2 separate regions of the Homo sapiens genome follow, and region 1 is linked to region 2. Evidence: chromatin loops called from intact Hi-C (ENCODE). Cell type or tissue: tibial artery. All regions are shown on one strand. Region 1 has its middle 23 kb from the start of LDLRAP1. Region 2 overlaps RHCE (Rh blood group CcEe antigens).

Region 1 (5,000 bases), 120 kb after region 2:
TGTTTTTAATTTATGTATTTATATGTATTTATTGAGACGGAGTCTTCCTCTGTCGCCCAGGCTGGAATGCAATGGCGCCATCTCGGCTCACTGCAACCTCCGCCTCCAGGGTTCAAGTGATTCTCCTGCCTCAGCCTCCTGAGTAGCTGGGATTACAGGCTCCCACCACCACGCCTGGCTAATTTTTGTATTTTTAGTAGAGACGTGGTTTCACCATGTCAGCCAGGCTGGTCTCAAACTCCTGACCTCACACGATTCACCTGCCTCAGCCTCCCAAAGTGCTGGGATTACAGTGTTTTTTTATTTTTATTTTGTTTATTTTTATTTTTTTAAGACAGAGTCTCAGTCTGTCTCCCAGGCTGGAGTGCAGTGGCGCGATCTCGGCTCACTGCAACCTCTGCTGCCTGGGTTCAAGCAATTCTCCTGCCTTAGCCTCCCGAGTAGCTGGGATTACAGGCACCTGCCAGCACACCCAGCTAATTTTTGTATTTTTAGTAGAGACGGGGTTTCACCATCTTGGCCAGGCTGGTCTTGAACTCCTGACCTCGTGATCCACCTGCCTCGGCCTCCCAAAGTGCTGGGATTACAGTCGTGAGCCACCGCGCCTGGCCCGTTTTTTATTTTTTTAGGGTCAGAGTCTCGCTCTGTCACCTTTCAGGCTGGAGGGTGGTGGCATGATCATAGCTCACTGTAGTCTTCAACTCCAGGGCTCAAGCCATCCACTCATCTCAGCTTCCTGAGTAGTTAGGACTACAGGCATGGACCACCACGACTGGCTAATTTTTAACTTTTTTATTTTTGGAGAGCCAGAGTTTCGCTATGTTATCCAGGCTGGTCTCATAACTCCTGAGCTCAAGTGATCCCCTTGCCTCGGCCTCCCAAAGCACTGCTAGGCGTGAGCTACCAGGCCTGGCCCAAGGCACTGAGGTTTGGACTCAGGCTGCCTCCTGCCTCAGCCAGAGTGATGAGCACTCATCCCTTCTGTGTGCTCACCCACCACAGGCCTAGCAGGGACATCTAACTGCAGTAAACTTGTCCTGAATAAATGAACAGCAGGATGAGTGATGCCTGCCCTCAACTTCCTCTCCCAAATGAGCTACTGAACTGGACTTGGGTCCCCTTCAGTTGCTCCCTCCCCCATCTCAAATGTCTCTCAGCCTCAGTCCCCTCATCTGCATAATGTGCATAATAATGGTATCCTAGAATTGTTGTGGAAACTAGAGTTAATATATGTCTGGGACATAGTAGGTACATAGCAAATGCCAATTATTATTATTATTATTATTATTGGTATTATTTCTCTCCAGGAACTTTAGTTTCCTCAGCTGTGAAATAGCAATTCATTTATTCATTCAACCAACTGCTGATCATCGCCCATGTGCCGGCCATTGTGGTTAAGACCTAGAACAGTAGCAGATGAATGAGTCATGGTCTCTGCTTGGAGGGACTAACCTTCTGGTGTGGCGGACAGTCATGTTAAAACCCAGGCCTGGCACAGTGGCTCATGCCTGTATTCCCAGCACTTTGGGAGGCTGAGGCAGGCAGATCTCTTGAGATCAGGAGTTCGAGACCAGCCTGGCCAAGATGGTGAAACCCCGTCTCTACTAAAAATACAAAAATTAGCCGGGCATGGTGGTGTGCGCCAGTAGTCTTAGCTACTTGGGAGGCTGAGGCACGAGAATCACTTGAACACGGAGGTGGAGGTTGCAATGAGCCGAGAGCCGAGATAACCCACTGCACTCCAGCCTGGGCAACAGAGCAAGACTCCGTCTCAAAAAAAAAAAAAAAAACGGAATTAAAACCCAGTGGGAGGAGAGCCACAATATATGTAAAGTCTATGTAGAAGTTAGGCAGCCTAGGGGTGGTGGGCAGCTATCTCCAGAATTGGGCTAATTGAGGGGAAGGATGAGAGCTGACTGTGTCCCTTGCTCTTTCTGGCTTCTCGAGTTGGCATGAAAACTTTTGGGGTGGGCTTCACTGGCTGTTGACTAGGACCATACAGACAGATCACCAGAAAGCCCAGGCTTAGGGTAGGTAGATGAAAGTTAAGGATCAGGGAAGAATGAACCAAACTATATCTCAGGCATTTTCCCCTAAAATGTTACCTTAGTTTTTAAGAATCAAGTGAAATAATATATAAATCTAATTCTTTAAAGACTTTTATCCTTTTGAAAAATGAGTGCAATTTATTTTAATAGAGGTGAATCTGTGATATGAGTAGCCACATTACACCGCCACCTGGTGGCAGCATACTAAAGTCACAGGTTTGTTTTCCTTTGAGACCAAGGGTACACCACAAACTCAGTTGTTTTTGGACGTGAGCAAAGATACCAAAGCCATTTTCCCCTTTCCCCTTCTCCCCAACCCTCTACTAAAACCCACTTCCATGGTTGGAGCTCCCAAGCTTCCAGCATTTTTGATTCAGCCACACCTGCTCCAGTTTCCAGCAGAGAAGCCAGCCTAGTTTTCCTCCCCATCTCCTGCCTCAGGCCCATCCTGCCCTCCAACTCTACATCAGAGCTAAACTCCCCAAGCCCTCGGCTCAGGCCCCAAGGGGAATGTGGATCAGGGAGAGAACCCTGCCCGAGGGTAAAGGTTAAGAGTGCAGATGCTACATGCACTGATGTGGGTTTGAATCTCCAGCTGACCACTTATTGGCTGTGGTCTCTCTACATCTCTAAGGCCTCTCTGAGCTTCACTTTCCCCATCTGGAAAAAGTGGGATGCAGTCTGGATTTCTTTTTCTTTTCTTTTTTTGAGATGGAATTTCACTCTTGTCACCCAGGCTAGAGTACAATCTTGGCTCACTGCAACCTCCACCACCCAGGTTCAAGCGATTCTCCTGCCTCAGCCCCCCGAGTAGCTGGAACTATAGTCATGTGCCACCACACCTGGCTAATTTTTGTGTTTTTAGTAGCGACAGGGTTTCACCACGTTGGCCAGGCTGGTCTCGAACTCCTGACCTCAGGTGTTCCACCTGCCTCGGCCTCCCAAAGTGCTGGGATTACAGCGTGAGCTACCATCCCCAGCCTGGATTTTTTTTTTTTTTTTTTTGAGACATTTTCACTCTGTCACCCAGCCTCTTTCTCCTCTGCTCAAGCAATCCTCCTGCCTCAGCCTCCCAAGTAGCTGAGACTACAGGCACATACCACCATGCCTGGCTAATTTGTTTTTTGTTTTAGAGATGGGGTCTCACTATGTTGCCCAGGCAGCTCTCCAACTCCTGGGCTCAAGAGATGCTCCTGCCTCAGCCTCCCAAAATGCTGGGATTATAGGCATGAGCCACTGCACTCAGCCCTAACAGAGATTTCTTCTTCTTTCTGTTACACGTCCTTCTACTCTTCTTTCTACAAGAACTGGCGTGGGTGGAGACCAAGAAATGCTGGGGAGGAGAGGAATGGAGAAGATCATGAGAAGCAGAATGCCCCTTCACTGCTCTTCCACCCTTTGCCGGAAATGTCTAAGGCCTGTCCTGTAGGACCTCCCTCTCAGGCTCCTCTCCCCATCCCAACCTCTCCAGTTCCCTCCGCCAAAGTTCCTCTGAGCCTGGTCCCCAACACCCTGGGTCATCTGAGAACCCACTTCGCATTGAATGGGCCATGACTGCCTCCCACCCACCCTGACCTCCCCACTCCACCCCCAGCTTGGGGCATTTGCACTGTGTTCCAGGCATTCTGGAAGGGGAGAAGTTTTGGAGCTGGGCTTCCTCAAACTTGGCAATCACTGGAGCTCTGTCCTAAAGCTTAGGAAATCAGCTTTCCACCCAATGGTGATGCTGTCTGGATCTTGTGTGGCCTTGGTCAAGTCACACACTCTCCCTTGAGCCCTGAATTCCCCATCCCGATATAGACCAGCTCTGACAGCATGGCTGCTGGGCCTGCCGAAGGGGTGGGCAGGGTGGGCAGGTCCTCTCCCCCCACCCACTTTCTCCTTGGAGAACCCCAGGATCCTGCTCAGAGGAGGAAGCAGTGCTCCCCCTAGGGAAGCGGATCCCAGGGGACTCCAGAATCCTCCCCCACACTCTGCGGGCAGCCAGCACTAAGTGCTGTATTAATTATTACCAGCCTCCCCTGGGAAGCAAATTCAAAGTGAGGTCACCATGGTAACCCAGACACTGCAATGTGACCAAATTTTTAAAGTGCTCAACATGTTCCAGGCAAATTACCTATCGATGGAAGAGAAAAGAATGAGGCTTCAATCCCACAGTTCAGTGGCCTTAGGAAGAAAAGCCCAGAAGCTCCCATGGGGCCTGGAACCTTTCTACAAAGGAGTGAGGCGGGGACAGGGATGGGAGATCAGAGCCCCACCTCGAGAGAGCAGAGCAGAGATGGAAATGACATCCAGGGTCCTGAATGATCTCTTATGGGTGGGCATGAGGCCTGGCCAGAGAGCCAGAGGGCCTGGGTCCTAGGACCAGCTCTGCCACCATTTAGCTCTGCAGCCCCAGGCCAGTCCCTTGCCCTCTCTGAGCCTCCAGTAAAGCCTCACCCAGAAGTATTTCTTAAAGGACCAGAGAGATGAACCATAGTGAGTTATTAACCTCATATATGAGGGTACGGGGTGGTAAGAAGAAGGGTGAGGGGTTTTTGCGAATCAGGCTTCTAAGGCAGAGACCTAGATTCAAATCCCACTTCTGCCATCCAGCAGCTGTGTGACCTTGGGTCAGAGACTTCACCCCTCTGAGTTGGCTTCCTTACCTGTAAGAGGGGGGCCAATCACAGTCCCACCGCCTCTGGGTGGTTATGAAGTTTAAATCAGATAATCCATGAAAAGCACTCGGCACAGCACCCTGGACAGAGTAGGGCCCCCTGTCATCATCTCTGCTGCCAATTAATAAGTGTCCCACGTGCCAGGCTCTAAGCTGAGCATGATGAACATGATCCATCACCAAATCCTCGCCACATCCTTCCCATGAGGCGGGTGCCATTGTTACTCCACTTTACAGGTGTGGAAATGGAAAGTAAAGCTAGCAGGGCGAGGCAACTCACCAAAGCACACAGA
Region 2 (5,000 bases):
TTTGCCTTTTAATTTCTCAATCTCTTAAAGAGAATCCAGCTTTAGTATGATTAGCATATGATCAAACTTCCATATTTGCCTTGGGAATAATGGACTAAGGGAAATACTCTTAATTCATGAATAAAAACTTTGCAGAAAATTAGACAGTGTTTAATTTTCAAAAACTTCCCTCTCTAGTCGGTAGATACCACCTACCGATGGTTACATATACTAGGGAAATTTTAAAATTAGGAAATGCTGATATCTCATATTATAAATTTCTAAATCCTAGGAAGAAACGCTTGGAGTGCTTCTGAAGATACAGAAGTTCCATTTAAGGGCAAGTTTCCCCATAGACGTATCAAAATATTACCCATTGTAAACTGAGATTTAATTCTCAAATGTATTCTACTTGTTCTAAAACAATCTGTCCACAAATATAAAACTATAAGTAATAAATTGTTATTTTCGCACAATGGGAATCTCTAATGTGAAAATGTATTCTGTGAAAATAAATTTTTAAATAAAATGTTGTATAATAATAATAATTTTAAAAAAGATGAACTGTCCCTGCATCGGCCTAAAGGTATCAGTGCTCAAAATCCCACTCCTGCTTTCCAACTCAAAGGCTTGACTCTTGCAGTTCATCTCTCTTCTGTATCATCAGATTTTTCCTCTCTATCGGATTATTGCCCTCCTGCTTCTCCTCCATTTCTCTGTTCCCCTTTAGAGCAAAGTCCTTGGCAGGGCTGCCCCTGCATGCTGTCTCCACTTTCTCATCTCCTGCTCTTGAATCAGTCAAGCCAGGCTTTTGCCTTCATCCTCCTCTACAACCATGCATGCCAAGGTCTCCTTGTCAAATCCAATGGCTACTTCCCAGCCCTCATCCGACTTGACCTCTCAGCAGCATTCAGCCCACCTGGGGCCCTCTCTTTCCTTGCCTTCCAGGACCTCACGCTCTCCTGGGCTTCCTCCTGCCTCTCCAAGCACAATTCTGTCTCCTTTGCTGGCTCTTACACATGTCCCCCCTCTAAAATGCAGGGTGTTCTAGGACTCAGTCCTCAGACTTCTTCCCATCTCTCTTTATCCTCACTCCTGAGTGATCTCCTTGGGTCTCATGGCTTTAAACACCATCTGTATTGTAACAACTCCCAAATTTATATCCCTAGCCCTAACCTTTCCACTAAGCTTCAGACTTGTACATCTCCATTCAGTGTCTCCACTGGGATGTTTCATACACATCTCTACCCGCCCCAACCTTAACCCTAACGCTACCACATTCGACACTGAACTCTGGGTTTTCCCTCCCAGATCTATCCCACCCCAATGTTCCCCATCTCAGTAAATGGCACCAGCAGCTGCTGAGTTGTGCCAGATGAGAACCTTGAAGTCATCTTGACCCTCTCCCACCCCACGTGCAGTCTATCAGCAAATCCTGTCAATTCTGCTATTAAAATATAGTCAGGATCCAATCACTTCCCACCACCCTCACAGCTATTGTCCTAGTCTGAGTCTGGATGATGGCCATCACTGCTGCTCTGGTCTCCACCTGCTTCCTCTCTTGCCCCTTCAGTCTTTTCTGAACCCAGAAGCCAGAGTATCTTAAAACATAAGTCAGATCATAGCTCTCCTCTGCCCAACACTCCCTAGTTCTCCCTGTATTTCTCAGAGTAAATCCAAAGTCCTTTGGGATACTGAGGCACAGTAAAGGGGCTTCATGCTTTTTTTTGTAAACGTGCATCATTTCATGTGATTAATTCAATTACTCCCTCAAAACCCTATGTGGTAGTACTGCTACCCTCATATTACAGACGAAGAAACTAAAGCTCTAAGAGGTTAAATTGCCCAGAGTCACACAGGGATTTATGGCAGAGCTGGGATGCACACCCCAGCCTTTGACTCCAAGTCCAGTGCACTTTCTTCTAAGCCAGGCTGGAACTGTGGGTTCTCGCTTGGGTTCTGCCACTATCTTGCTATGTGATCTTGGGCAGTCCCTTCCCCTCTCCAGGCATCAGCCTTCTCACCTATGAGATGGGAAGGTTGGCTATGTCCTCACTCAGGGTCAGGGTTACAGCAGAGGAGCTGGGAGAGCCATTTGGATTGGCCTTACCTTCACAGCTGCCTTCAAACTTAGACTTTCGACAGGCTCTCCCAATGAGAGGACATGTGCAGTTACTGACACGCACTGACTGAAAGAAGATGCTGGCTGTACAAACTTGCTGGACCCACTGCTGGTGAGGCTCTGAGAATTAATTACTTTTATACAACCATAATTACATCATGAATAGCACAATCCTACAGGATTATACTGTAGTAGTTAAAGGCACTGGTTTGTTGTGTTTAAACATTTGCACAGACCACACTTTTGTAACCTCATTTGGGTATCTATCTATCTATCAATCTTTTCTTTTCTTTTTTCTTTTTTTTTTATTGGAGATGAAGTCTTGCTCTTGTCCCCCAGGCTGCAGTGCAATGGCGCGATCTCAGTTCACTGCAACCTCCACCCTCCGGGTTCAAGCGATTCTCTTGCCTCAGCCTCCTGAGTAGCTGGGATTACAGGCACCTGCCACCATGCGCAGCTAAATTTTGTATTTTTAGTAGAGATGAGGTTCCCCCATGTTGACCAGGCTGGTCTTGAACTCCTGACCTCAGGTGATCTGCCCTCCTTGGCCTCCCAAAGTGCTGGGATTACAGGTGTGAGCCACTGTACCCAGCCTGTCTGTCTGTCTGTCTGTCTGTCTGTCTGTCTATCTATCTATCTATCTATCTATCTATCTATCTATCCACCTACCTATTTATTTAGAGATGAGGTCTTGCTATATTGCCCAGGTTCATCTCTAACTCCTGGGCTCAAGCAATCCTTCCAACTCACACCTCAGCCTCCTGAGTAACTGACACTACAGGTGCATGCCACCACAACTGGATAATTTAGAAAAAATTACTTTTTAGAGATGAGGATCTTGCTATGATGCCCAGGCGGGTCTCAAACTCCTGGCCTCAAGTGATCTTCCCTCCTCAACCTCCCAAGTAGCTGGGATTACAGGTTGTCTTTATTTTTCAAAACCCCGGAAGCCCCACCAAATGGAGCTTTTGGCCCTTTTCTCCCAGGTCCCTCCTCCCAGCACCATGACTCACGTTGAAGATATTACTGATGACCATCCTCAGGGTGCCTAAAGCTGTCACCTCCACCAGCACCATCACCACCAACTGCGCCAAGTTGACCTTCCCCAAGACAGCACCCGCTGAGATCAGCACCGACATAGCACTCATGGTGGCCAGCCGAATACTGGGGGTGAGAAGGAGAGCCAGGATGACTGAGAAGGAAGGATGCCTCTCACTCATTCATTCATTCATTCATTCATTCAACAAACACTGTTGGGCACCTTACTTTCTGTGGAAATAGAAGACAAGATTTCTACCCACCTGGGCGCTGATGCTGCAGAGTGGAGTGACCATCTCTTCTCCCGTTAAGGTGGCCTCTGCACCCTGAGCCATGTGGTCTGGCAGATGACTTAACCACTCTGTGCCTCAGTGCCTTCATCTATGAGGCATTGATCTACACACACTCATCTGACTGAGGGTGATCGGGGTGACTGTTCCCTCAGGGGATCTGATAACTGGGATTCTGCCCAGTCTTCTTTTCTGCTGCCATCATTCGGATGCTCAACAGAGGGCACTCTTCCCCCGCAGGCCTGCCCACATCCAGTCACCCCATCCTCATCTGGGGCCACTGTCCCTTCTCTCCCTCTCCGTGGCAGTGGAAAGAAACTGGATTTGGAATCAGGACAAGCCCGGCTTCCAGTCCCAGCCTTGCCACTGGAGTGGCTATTTCATCTCACTGAGCCTATTTCTCCTTCTGCAAATTAAGAATGATGATCAAACGTATCCCATGTTGGTGTCCTGGGGATGTGAAGGAGTATTCTTCCTATCGGTGTGTCTAGCACCAAGACTGGCACAAAGAACCAACTCCTGAAAAGACACTAGCCTTATTAACACTATTACGATTCCTTCCTTCCCTTGACCAATGAGCATGCTCAGGAGGAGAAAATTATTTTGGTCTTGAAGGTTCTTATGATCCAAAAAAAAAAAAAATGTACTTATGATCTAGACAGGCTACATACACCATGAGCCTGTCAACTAAGAATATCTGTGATATCACAAGGCTAGTGGGGTTCATTGGAAGGAGAGGGTGATGCTGACTGGACTTATCAGGGAGGACTTCCTGGAGGAAGTGGTACTGAGCTGGACAATCCATGGACATCCAGTCTCCCCTGAGCAGCTTGCTCTGAGACTCCCTCCTCCCTCTGGGAGTTAATGATGATGATGCTACAACCACAGCAACAGTGATGATAATGATTTATTATAAGAGCATTTTGTAAAACAGGCTTGTAACAGCATCACCTCTTTTAAATTTTAACCCTATAAGGCTGGGCGCAGTGGCTCATGCCTGTACTCCCAGCACTTTGGGAGGCCAAGGCAGGTGGATCACTTGAGGCCAGGGGTTCAAGAGTGGCCTGGCCAACATGGTGAAACTCTGTCTCAACTAAAAATACAAAAATTACCCGGGCATGGTGGTGCATGCTTGTAATCCCAGCCACTCTCGAGGCTGAGGCATGGCAGTCGCTTGAACCCGGGAGGCAGAGGTTGCAGTCAGCCGAGATTGCACCACTGCACTCCAGCCTGGGCGACAGAGTAAGACTCTGTCTCACAAAAAAAAAAAAAAAAAAAAATTCACTCTCTGTAAAATCGTGCTAGCTCACCGTTCAGTATCCCCATTTTACAGAGGGTCACGTAGAGGATTAAAATGGACTTTTTGGAAACAGTCATGCCAGCTGATCACAAATGTGAGGTTCAAATCCAGCTGGCCTAGATCCAAAGCCTGTGCTCTGAAGTCTGGACTCAGCTTCCCCAGTGTTTGCTGCAGACTATGCCCGCTTAAGCCTCAAGGACTTTAGGGGAAGGTCATAAAAGGGCAAGGGCATGGGGAAGGAGTCTTACAGGGACCAGGAATTTAGAATAAG

What was found. A loop is a pair of places that touch in the nucleus more often than their neighbours do. Peaks named below come from ENCODE experiments on the same cell type or tissue, not always from the same donor. Only the 100,000 strongest peaks of a DNase experiment are listed, where the experiment ranks them.
Region 1: a loop joins it to region 2, with 8 times the contacts of the local background. A loop is called at or near these places in 65 of 110 quality-filtered maps.

The regions. Positions count from the first base shown.
Region 1 is chr1:25,518,407-25,523,406 of GRCh38, forward strand. No RefSeq gene overlaps it. Among named protein-coding and RNA genes, the nearest start is that of LDLRAP1, 23 kb to the right of the region's middle. RefSeq lists enhancers at 1-94, 263-857. In tibial artery, a CTCF peak has its summit at 2,257 (motif pointing left); no DNase peak of the experiment used is centred here; H3K27ac peaks cover 445 bases.
Region 2 is chr1:25,399,482-25,404,481 of GRCh38, forward strand. RHCE (Rh blood group CcEe antigens) reads right to left here. Exons shown (of 10, transcript NM_020485.8): 3 at 3,115-3,265. It also overlaps the pseudogene SDHDP7. Among named protein-coding and RNA genes, the nearest start is that of RHCE, 19 kb to the right of the region's middle. In tibial artery, no CTCF peak of the experiment used is centred here; no DNase peak of the experiment used is centred here.